2 separate regions of the Homo sapiens genome follow, and region 1 is linked to region 2. A link is a loop called in an ENCODE intact Hi-C map of the cell type or tissue named here. Cell type or tissue: endothelial cell of umbilical vein. All regions are shown on one strand. Links, peaks and the distances in the headings refer to the core of each region. The heading gives the core; the rest is flanking DNA.

The links. Hi-C counts contacts between places; a loop is a spot of excess contacts. Peaks named below come from ENCODE experiments on the same cell type or tissue, not always from the same donor. Only the 100,000 strongest peaks of a DNase experiment are listed, where the experiment ranks them.
Region 1: it touches region 2 in a loop (3-fold over the local background); 3 of 110 quality-filtered maps call a loop at or near these places.

What each region holds. Positions count from the first base shown.
Region 1 is chr13:24,146,446-24,151,822 of GRCh38, forward strand. It overlaps a transcript of SPATA13 not described here. Among named protein-coding and RNA genes, the nearest start is that of SPATA13, 12 kb to the right of the region's middle. RefSeq lists an enhancer at 3,002-3,678. In endothelial cell of umbilical vein, for the core only: no CTCF peak of the experiment used is centred there; a DNase peak (open chromatin) is centred at 2,536; H3K27ac peaks cover 2,054 bases.
Region 2 is chr13:24,218,072-24,223,448 of GRCh38, forward strand. SPATA13 (spermatogenesis associated 13) reads left to right here. Exons shown (of 13, transcript NM_001166271.3): 2 at 4,748-5,377. The coding sequence starts at 4,859. Among named protein-coding and RNA genes, the nearest start is that of SPATA13-AS1, 34 kb to the right of the region's middle. RefSeq lists enhancers at 3,020-3,314, 5,188-5,377. In endothelial cell of umbilical vein, for the core only: a CTCF peak has its summit at 2,230 (motif pointing left); a DNase peak (open chromatin) is centred at 2,230.

The DNA of each region.
Region 1 (5,377 bases), core at 209-5,208, 72 kb before region 2:
TTGGCTTTCATTTAAAGATAGGAATTGGTAACTAAAATTGCTAGGGCGATACATAACTAAGTACTCTATAATCTTATCTACATAGATAAGAAATAATACATAAACCTGTATGATAATTAACACAGAGGAAAGTAGGCTATAAATAACCTCTAAAATGTTCTTTTACAGGGCACTAAGGAAATGGAAATGCACAGCAATTTAAAAAAAATGCCAATACTTCTCTTACTTGTCACAGGTTAGAGATATGTGAATGCCATGATTATGTTATACATTTAATTAGTATATACCTTTGTGTCTAAAGCATTTTCCATCGTGGTCGGCTATGCTTCCTGCAGTCTCAAATGCCCTCTACACACTACGGAATATCCTATCTCCCAGATGGACTGAGATTTCTTTACCACCGCATCCGTCCCCGCCCCACCCCTCCCCCACCAATTTTGAACATTTTACAAGCTCCAGTCTTTTAAAAAATCTCATTCAGGCATGATTTTTTTTTCCTAGAAAAACTATGCCTTTCACTTAGAAATAAAGAGAAGAAAACATCTTGGCGAGTCTTGAAATATGTCAATAAATTCATTGCCCAATAGGCCTCTGGATGAGTTTATTATTTTCCGCTGCCCATAACTCCAAGCATGCATTGGATGGAAGATGATATCTGATTGTTCAGATAATTTTTTTCTTACCATCAAGAATGGAATGCTTTTTCCACTTATAATTAAAATTGTTTCAAGAAGACTACTCTGATTAATTGGCCTGGTGGTATGTGTGATGCATGTCTCGTACTTTAGGCAGAACAGGATGCAGAGAAGGTGGAAAGGAGATAGAATGATGACCGTATTGAGTAACTGGGCCATGACAGTGAGTGTAGTCTGCTTTGCTAAATGTGAGTTTCTGTAATTTAGCTTGTAGGTGACTGGTAAATAGGGGCAGAGTGTCACCATCATGTGAAAGTTGTGCTGATTCATAGCAATTTCTGCCCTACACGTTAATGCTGGCCAAGCTTGTCTATCCACTCTCTTCTGTGTGCTCCCTTCTCCGTTGGAAGTGGTGATTGCTCGGTGCTCTCAATCTGGGAGCATTTTGCCCTTGTCTTCATATCTCAGCAGGGTCAACTCTCAAGCTGTTAAGCCCCTTCCAGGAAGCCACCCACACCTTTTAAAAAAACTTGTAGTAAATATACAGAACAAAACGTACCATCTTAACCATGTTTAAGTCTATTAAGTACATTTATATTGCTGTGCAACCAACACCACCATCCATCTCCAGAGCTGAAACTGAAACCCTGTACCCATTAAACATTAACTCCCCGTTCCCTCCACACCCCTAGCCCCTGGCAGACACCATTCTACTTTCCTTTTCTGAGCTTGACCGCTCTAGATACCTCATATCAGTGGAATCGTACGGGATTGGTCTTTTTGTGATTGGTTCATTTCATTTAGCGTAAGGTCCTCAAGGTTCATCCATGTTGTAGCATGTGTCTGAATCTCCTTCCTTTTAAGGCTAATATTCTATTGTATGTATACACCACATTTTTTTAATCCATTCATCCACCACTGGACACCTGGGTTGTTTCTGTCTTTTGGCTTTTGTGAATAATGCTGCCATGACTATGTTGCGTACAAATATCTGTTAAAGATCCTGCTTTCAGTTCTTTTCCGCATACACCCAGGGGTAAAATTGTTGAATCATATCATTTCCCATATTTTTAAAAGACATTCCTGCACAGCATTTGCAGTTGTAGTTCCTTGCTAGGAATCTAATGTGCCTTTTCAACTGCCTATGTCTTTTGATTACGATCGTTACTATTGTTAGGGCTCTGGTGATGAAGTCCTCAGGGTTCAAGGGGTCTCAGTCCTACTTTCATGAGCCCCGTTGTCTTTTGTGCACAATTTCACAGAACACAAGGCTTTTTTGTTTTTTTATTTTTTTTTCCTGAAATGCATACATCCCATCAGAGCAGAAATGGCCATAGGGTTGGAATAAATAGGCTGGGGTATAACCCTGTGCTGTATTACCTAATTACCTCAGAAAAATGAAACCATCTCAGTTTTCTGCTCCTTAACACTGCCTCCCAGGGTACCTGCAGGAGTTTCTGACCTGAAGCATCAAACACAAGCCCTTGGTGTACACATAACCAGTGTGATACGTTAGGAGTTTAATATGGTTGACCAGAGGCTTTTAGTCAGAGGGAGAACTTGGTTGAAGAGTTGAGAATCTCTGCAAGGAACTGGCTCAGTCTTTTTCTTATGCCTACAACTGTTGGCATTGTACACAAGGCTTAATGGACCAAACACATCAGACAAGTAAAACACCTAAACAGGAGCATTCTGTCCTAGCAATGAGTGTGTGTCCAGAGAGATCTGGAAAGCTTGAGGAAGGCAGGGAGGGGTAGAACAAGGGAAGTAAGGACACAGGAGCTGCTGTTCATTCTGGTAGAGCGGCTTGTTTATTATTCATGGTTTCCATGAGTGTTTGTTTATACCAGGAAATGCTCTCCTATGCATGCCACATGAGAGCAGGGCTCTGTGACTCAGGGTTGGTGACTGGGCTTGGAGGAATGTAGGCTCCGTCCACAAACAAAGGAGAATGAGGATTTGAATGTCACGGTAAACTTATTTGTGACTAAGGAGGTAGTGGGCAAAAGGGGGGCAGGAAGAAGCCATGGGGCAGATGAAAGAGGCGTCCTGTCTGCCCCCTGCCTGTTGCCATCACACTGGGTCGTTTTCCACATTGCTGATCACTGCAGTGTGTTCCAGTGATGGGCTTTATCTCATTAGTGAGTCCTGAAATGAATTTAGCAAATTTCCACCAGAATTAAATACAACAACCCAAGAGAGAAGAGAGAACACCGAACACACCCCATGAAGTAAAGGTTGGCATCGTTTGTCATTCTCTTTATGTTCTCATATGTGAGATCGTGGGGGTGAAATACGCATCTCACTGTGGGCTGTGGTCGGAAGTTTGAAAAACACCCTGGCATTTTGCCTGTCTTCTGTTCCTGGACCTTCCCTTTCTGTTGGTGAGAATTTTGTGTCCAAATCTGGCCAAGGGTGGACTCTGAAGAGACAATCCCTGGTTGACTCTAGTGTTCATTAGAGGAGTTCTGCTGCCACTTTTTCAGGAATCAGAGATGCCCTGAGGCCACCTAACACTCCTAGATCTTCTGTCACTGTGGTGTAGTGCAGCGTCCTGAATTTGGAGCTAAAAGCTTGGATTTGAATCACTGGAAATGGCTGATGGGGGCGGGAAAGCTCCCACCCATGTGGGGAAGAACCCAGAGGGAGAGCGGCTTGTACAAAGGCCCTGCGGGGCGGATAGAGCTGGAGAGCTGCGGGTCAGGTTGTCACAGGCCTTGCATGACATGCAAAGAAACTTGAACTCGGTTGTGTGGGTGCTGAGGCCTGACAGGAGTTGGGGGTGTTTCAGAAAGAGCTCTTGGGCAGCAGGAGGTGGTTGGGGAGGAACACAGAGATGGGAAGGCCTGCATCCAGGGGCTGTCGGGGAGGGAGAGAGCTGCTGTGCCACAGGGTGGCTGTGGGGAGGGAAGGGAGAGTGTGGGGCATGGGAGAGTCGGGGGACTGTCCCACAGAAAGCTGGTATCTGCCTGACTGGTGGCCAGGTGTGCAGCCTGGAGGAGACGGAGCTGGGCAATGCTGAGATTCTTAGGTGGACTGATGGGGGACAGTCACATTAGAACATGGTGGGCCAGACCCTCTGTCCTGAGACACATTGGCTCTACAGTGCCCGTCTCCCGTGCTCTCCTCCCACAGCCTCCACTTCTCCAAACACCCTGGGTTTCTCCCTGCCCAGCACCAGTGCACCCACCGCATGTCCTCAGTGCTCTCAAGTGGCATCACTGCTGCACAGCTCCTGCCAGTCCCCTAGAGAGCAGCCTGCAGCCTCAGTGGCATGGCAGTGCATCTCAGCACTGGGAGTTCCAATCCTATGAGATGTCACCGACTGGCATGGGTGCCCTCTGGGGAGACCTGGTTCAGGCAGGACCTCCTTTTTAAGGCTGTTTCTAACTTCCCATCCATCCTGAATTAGTCAGTGTTCTCCAGAGAAATAAAACCTATAGGAAGTATAGAGAGATAAATATTGATTGATTTTTTTTTTTAAGGAATTGCACACAAATTTGAGGGCTGGCAAGTCCAAAATTTGTAAGTAGGCCAGTAGGCTGGAGACTCAGGTAAAAGTTGATGTTGAAGTCTTGGGTCCAGAATCCACAGGGCAAGGCAGGCCACAGCAGGCTGGGGATTCAGGCAGGCTTTTGTGTTGCAGTCTTGAGGCCGAAGTCCTTCTTCCTCAGGGAACCCACATCTTCTCTCCTATGACTGTCCCCTGATTGGACAAGGCCCACCCACATGGCAGAGGACTCTCTCCTTTACTCAAGTCTAGTGACTTAGCTGTTAGTATCACCTAAAAATACCTTCACAGCCACACGGAGACTGCTGTTTAGATGTGTTTGCTGTCTAGATGCTGTTTGACTGGGCGCCATGGCCCAGCCAAATTGATGCATAAAGTTAGGCATTACAAAACCCCCACTAAAGAGTTGACAAGTCCCTGTCTGGGGTCTTTGCATATTTTAATCCATTCCTACAGGAATCCTGCGAAGATTCATAATCCTCATAATTTTACAGATGATAACATTGAGATTCACACAGATTAAGAGGCTTGCCCCAAATCACACAGTTCTGGAGACAGAATCCAGGAGATGGCCCTCAGACCCAGATGCTTCCTCCCGCAGTGCTGAGCTATCTGTGCTGTGATTGTGGGCATGCGTCCTTCAGCATTCAGGTTACATCAGGACTTTGAAAGACAGGCAGATCTTGGTCTGAATCCTTGCTCTGTCAAACACATGGGGCTGAGGACCCGGAACCATTTGTTTAACTCCTGGCTCAGTTTCCCCATTTGTAAAATGAAAATAATGATAAACTCTCCCTGGTTTTAATGATGAAGTGAAATATGCAACACAGTGCCTGGCTGTTAGTAACCATGCACTAGACAATAATAATGGCTGTAATATTGAATGTTTCATCATTTACAACCAACTTATTTGACAGAGAATGAAAATACCCAGTTATATACATGAAAGTCCTGTCTCTGTCAGGGTTTTGTAATAAACATTTCAAATTATGAATAGATGTCCATTACTGGAGTTTTTTTTCCTTTTTTTTAAGAGTGTTGGGTCTGGAACTCAACTGTCCAAGTTCAAACACCAGCTGTGGGTACATCACCAACCTACCAGAGAGGGCTCAGCTTCCTTATCTGTAAAATGGTAATATTAGCAGTTCCTACCATTTAGGGTTATTGTGAGGATTAAATGAGTAAAACATGTAAAATGCTTAGAACAGAACCTGGCACATACTAGGTATTT
Region 2 (5,377 bases), core at 156-5,155:
AGGCGTCCTGTATTAGGCACAGGACATTCAACATCTCCTCAAAGTCCACAGGCAGCCAGTGACCCTGGTTCAGTGACACACCCATCTGCAGTGTGGAATGGACTCTGGCAGCAGAGTGAAGGATGGGTGGGCAGTGAGCCAGACCATGGTCATCCAGGTGGAAGGTAATGCAGGCTGGGAATGAGGCACCAGCCACCATGCCGACAAAGGGCTGGTGGGCATGCAGTAGAGTCGCTTAGACCTGGTGTAATCTGTAGGGAAGGAAGAGGGTCTAGCATGACCCCCAGGTTCTGGCCAGGAGGTAGCAGTGCTGGGGTGGACCCTCTGATTTCCACCCTGCTGGGCTGTCACTACAGCAATGGTAGTAAGCTACTCAGCCTCACTGGGCCCTAGCATCCTCACTGGCATGAATAGGGGTCACATGTTCCCTAGGGCAACATTCTGTGCAGCTGTGATTTAAGGGTCTGCACTCACTCCTTCAGCATTTTGGATTTCAATATGTTTTCTTTCAGTGTCACTTTGTTATCATGTAAATCAAGCTTCTCTAACCAGTGGGCCGCAGGCTGCATGTGGCCCAGGGAAGCTTTGAATGTGGCCCAACACAAATTCGTAAACTTTGGTAAAACATTATGAGGGGTTTTTTTTTTTGCGATTTTTTTTTTAATCTCATCAGCAGTTGTGTTAGTGTGTTTTATGTGTGGCCCAAGACAATTCTTTCAATGTGACCCAGGAAAGCCAGAAGGTTAGACACTCCTGATGTACATGATGAGTATATTACAAAAACCTTCCTGCTTTTTTGTACATTTAATCTGTTCTATATTCCTGAATTTCAAATTTAAGTTTTTATTTAAAAATTACTGGTCAGAAGCTTTTTTGTTTGTTTGTTTCATTTTTTTGTTTGTTTGTTTTTGGTGCAAATTCTCATTATCACCAAAAAAAAAAAAAAAAAAGTTTCATTCTAAAGTTCATACACCCTAGAATCCAGCTTGTAGACAGTGGATTTCACAATATTCCTATCTGAAATTCTTTCTTAGTTCTGTTCTCTTCCTATCTCTGGCAGAGTTCCCACAATTTATAAGACTTGCTACAAAACCACTAATTGAATTGCAACCCTTGGTTAGTTAATTGAGGTCAAATTATTAGTTCTAAATAATGCAACTTGGTATGTTACTCAGAAATTCCAGGAAAAGGCTTTTTTTCCATAATTTTCAGTTTCATTCTTAGCAGCACACAACAATCACGTTGTTCAGCTCAGGAACAAAATACTAAGTCACTGGTCGTTTAAAAAGCATATTGTCCCAATTAGAAACCCCAATTTTTTGCATGTGTTTTATGAAATCTGAATCCTAGAAATTAAGTTCTGAGTGTTAGAAAATTTCAACTTCTTCACTCTATAAAAACATAGTGGGTTGTAACAACTTCTTACCTTGGTACGGATTAGACAAGGCAGGATAACTGATACGACTTCACATCGAAGTTAAATCTAAGTGTGCAAAGCACAGCATTCTTACCCTCAGAGAGTGCACAGTCTTGTTTGAAGGCAGCCATATAAAGCTATCATTATAATCCATTTTGGTAAAAACAATTTGATGAGATGCCTGAAGGCCTGTGGAAGCACAGAGTAAGGGATTTCATTCATTGCAGGGGGCTCAGGAAGGAATTCCTGGGGAAGGAGACACCTGCAGTTCGTCTCAAAGAATGATGAGGTATTAGATTAAGGATGTGTAGGCTTTTCTAAACCCACTTTCACCTTAATTTTACTAATTTATCGCACTGAGCTTTCCTTCCAATGATACTGTTCTACTTACTGTAGAGTGATCAGTTACCCCATTTGCAAGGAACTTTGCTGGTTTCAACCCTGAAAGTCCCATATCCTGAGATACCCTTCATTCCTGGGTCAGTCAGACACCTGGTCCCCCAAATGTACTGCCTCCCAGTTGTACTGTGTGTCGTTGACTGTTGCTTTGCTCTTGCCAGTTTCTTATCTAGAATGAGCGATTACCTTATCATTGCCTTGAATTCCTCATGGGACCCGCACAGACGCTTGTACCCAGTAGATGCTCATGAAGTGGGTATATGCATAAATGTTGGTACCTCTTCCTCTGTAGACAGCACTGAAATACAGATCACTGAAATGACTGACTCAAGAGCCATATGACAGCACCAAGGTTAGGCCGATTCCCATGTCTTGGGCCCTTGTTTCCTTCTTGGTTATAAAAGGTCTTATAGTGCCCTCTGGTGGTGTCAGGAAGCTGTCTAATCCCCTGAATTACAAGGCAGAAATCATGCCTTCTCTTCTGTATTCAGTGCGAGTCATAAGAAGACCATTACTACTAATGTCAGTGCCTGTGAACTGGACTTGACCTTTTGATTAAACAATCTCATTCATTTCATGATTCTGAGATGCTGAAACAATGAAATTCCCTATCCCTTCTAGAGCACATGAGGTTGGATAGGTGATATCAAATGTTGAACTTACTTTGCAACTGGTTACAGGCTTCATATCCAGTCTCATCGCAGAGATGATTCAAGCCTCTGCTTATGTGGCTCATCCAAATGTAACCCCCAGCTCCTCTGGCCCCCTAATTCCTCCATTAGAACATTAAACTGCAGAGGGCGTGTGGTAGCCCATCAGTCTTCTGATGAATGGAATTGGCTGATGGTCTAAGTCATCGTAGCCTCCCTTGTCCCGGGTGGAATCAACTCTTTGACCCTTTACCTATGGCTGTCTGTGGGAATCCCTTCTCACTGGAAATGATGTAGGGGCAAATAAAAATAGAACCCATCAAGAACATGGGGCGTAGGAGCAGAAGAGAGATGTTTCTGTTTGCATGGGGTCAGATTCTGCACTTGATAGGGATACGCTAAATTGGGATCTGATCTCAAGATCTTTAAAAAATGTCCTCCTCTTGTTCCTCTCTTGCCTTTGGCCTCTGTGGCCTTGGAGGTAATGGCATTGACTGATGTCTAAAGATTTTTGGGATTTATTTACAGTCAGGGTCGTGAGGCCCAGGAATTGGAGTCAGATGCCTGGGGTACAGATGCCCATTGTGCTTCTCTGTTCATTAGTTTACTGCAGTGGAGAAGAGTGTGGGCTTTGTGGGGACAGCTGCAGGACTCCCAGGCAAATGACCTAACCTGCCTGAGTATCCATCTGGTTGTCTGAAAAATGCAAGTCATTCTGTGACCTCTTAGGTTTCTGTGTGTACTCAGTGACGTTATGTTTTCCAAGACCTTAGGGCAGAGGCCTGACATATAGTAAGTACTTAAAAGTTGGTAGTCTTTTATGGTTATTATCATAATCTATCATTCATTCATCCAGTAACTATTTATTGAGAACGGGGGGCTGAGACATGTAGGCTATCACTTGAAGGCTAAGCAGGTCTTGGCCTGATGGGAAAGGTTAAGGGGGAGCAGGATTTTCATTTTTCAGGGGAGGGCCATGGACCCAGGTGTGGGGTTGAAGGGTTTGGACACAGATGTGCATGATGGGGAAAGCATGGACAAGATCTGAGGGGAAGGGATGGACACAGGTGTGTGGGGAAGGCATGGACACAGGTGTGTGGGAAAGTATGTATACAGGTGTGTGCAGTAAAGATATGGATACAGGTATTGGGGGAAGGTGTGGAAGTGGATGTGTGGGATGGGCATGGGTGCAGTAGTGTGTGGTTGTCAGGGCACGTGGGAAGAGGAAAAAGATGCCGAATTTGTTTAATTTGAATTCTTACCTCTGAATTTTTTTTTTTTTTTTTTTTGAGACGGAGTCTCACTCACTCTGTCGCCCAGTTTGGAGTGCAGTGGCGCAATCTTGGCTCACTGCAACTTCTGTCTCCCAGGTTCAAGCGATTCTCCTGCTTCAGCCTCCCGAGTAGCTAGGATTATAGGTGCACATCACCACGCCTGGCTAATTTTTGAATTTTTAGTAGAGATGAGGTTTCATGATATTGGCCAGGCTGGTCTCGAACGTCTGACCTCAGGTGATCCACGTGCCTCGGACTCCCAAAGTGTTAGGATTACAGGCGTGAGCCACTGCACCCAACCCTGAATTTCTAATATACTTCAGCAGCATCCTCACTTCTCTCTGCTGTATGGCCAGTTGGAAAAAGACCCCCACCAATGTGTTTCCTTCTCAGAGGCTGCCCTGGCATGTCCTTGCTGAGTCCTTCCCGCCTGTGTCTAGGTGGCCCTGTGAGGCTCTCAGTTAGTGTTTGGGCGTCTCAGCCCTCCTGGACAGGAGGCAGCTGCCAGCATGTGGGGCTCCATCTCTGCTCCTCATGCTTATTCCTGCGTGTGCCAGCACTTGGTTTGAGTATTCGGTATGTTGGATTCAACACAGGCTGCCATTTTAATGTCATGCTTTTGAAATCGTTGTGAGGTTTTCTTTTGGTATTTCCTAATTATTTTTTTTTCCATTTCAAATAAGAAGAAAAGATAGTGTTGAATGATACCTAGATATTTTCATTCCAGCGGTTTTTTTCCTAGTCTCACCTACACAGGTTCCAGTGAGCTCAGGAGTTTACCTTCATGTCCGTGGCACAGCCCATAATTACCCTTCTCTGTCCAGGGATGTATATTTGCATCTTTCCTTCAACTTATGAAGTGAATGGAGGGGAAATGTACAGTTTTAATTGAGTTTGAAGTAGCTTTCATCTGACCAGCCCTGTGCTGGAGCGTGCCTCTTCTTCTGTGAGCAGAGGGGCTACTGCGTGGGAAATGGCTAAACCGCCTGCTTTGTCTTTCACTGCAGCCCGTGGCCACCCAGGAGCCCGATGTGCAAGGCAGGTGTGAGTGCCAGGACGGCATTCCTGGAGATGAAGGCCTGGAGCTGCGGTCTGCGGACTCGGCAGTGCCCGTGGCCATGACCCAGGCTGCCGTGCGGCCCTGGGCACCCTGCCTGGAGAACATGACCACTGCCCCAAACGGCCTCGGGCCAGGCCCCGCAGCCCCCTGTGCAGGCTCGGACCTGAAAGACGCCAAGATGGTGACCTCCCTTGCGTGTGGAAATGGAGTCTGTGGCTGCAGCCCTGGTGGCGACACGGACACCCAGGAAGCCAAACTCAGCCCAGCCAAGCTTGTGCGCCTCTTTTCCACCAGTCGGAAGAGGACGGGTGCCCACCCCGAGCGGCCCCACTCCATGGTCCTGGTGGGGAACTCCTCCACATGGAACACCCTCGCCTCCTTCCGGAAAATGGGATCCTTTAAGAAACTGAAGTCCTCAGTCCTGAAAGGAATTCAGAGCCGAGAGGGGTCAAATGCCTGTTCAAAGGGAGAGGCTTCGGAGCATGGCCTGGGAAAGTCCATCCCAAATGGCGCTGTCCCAGGAGCCCAGGCAAGCAGGGGCTCCCCCTTAGCACCGGGACCAGCATGTGGTGCCCTC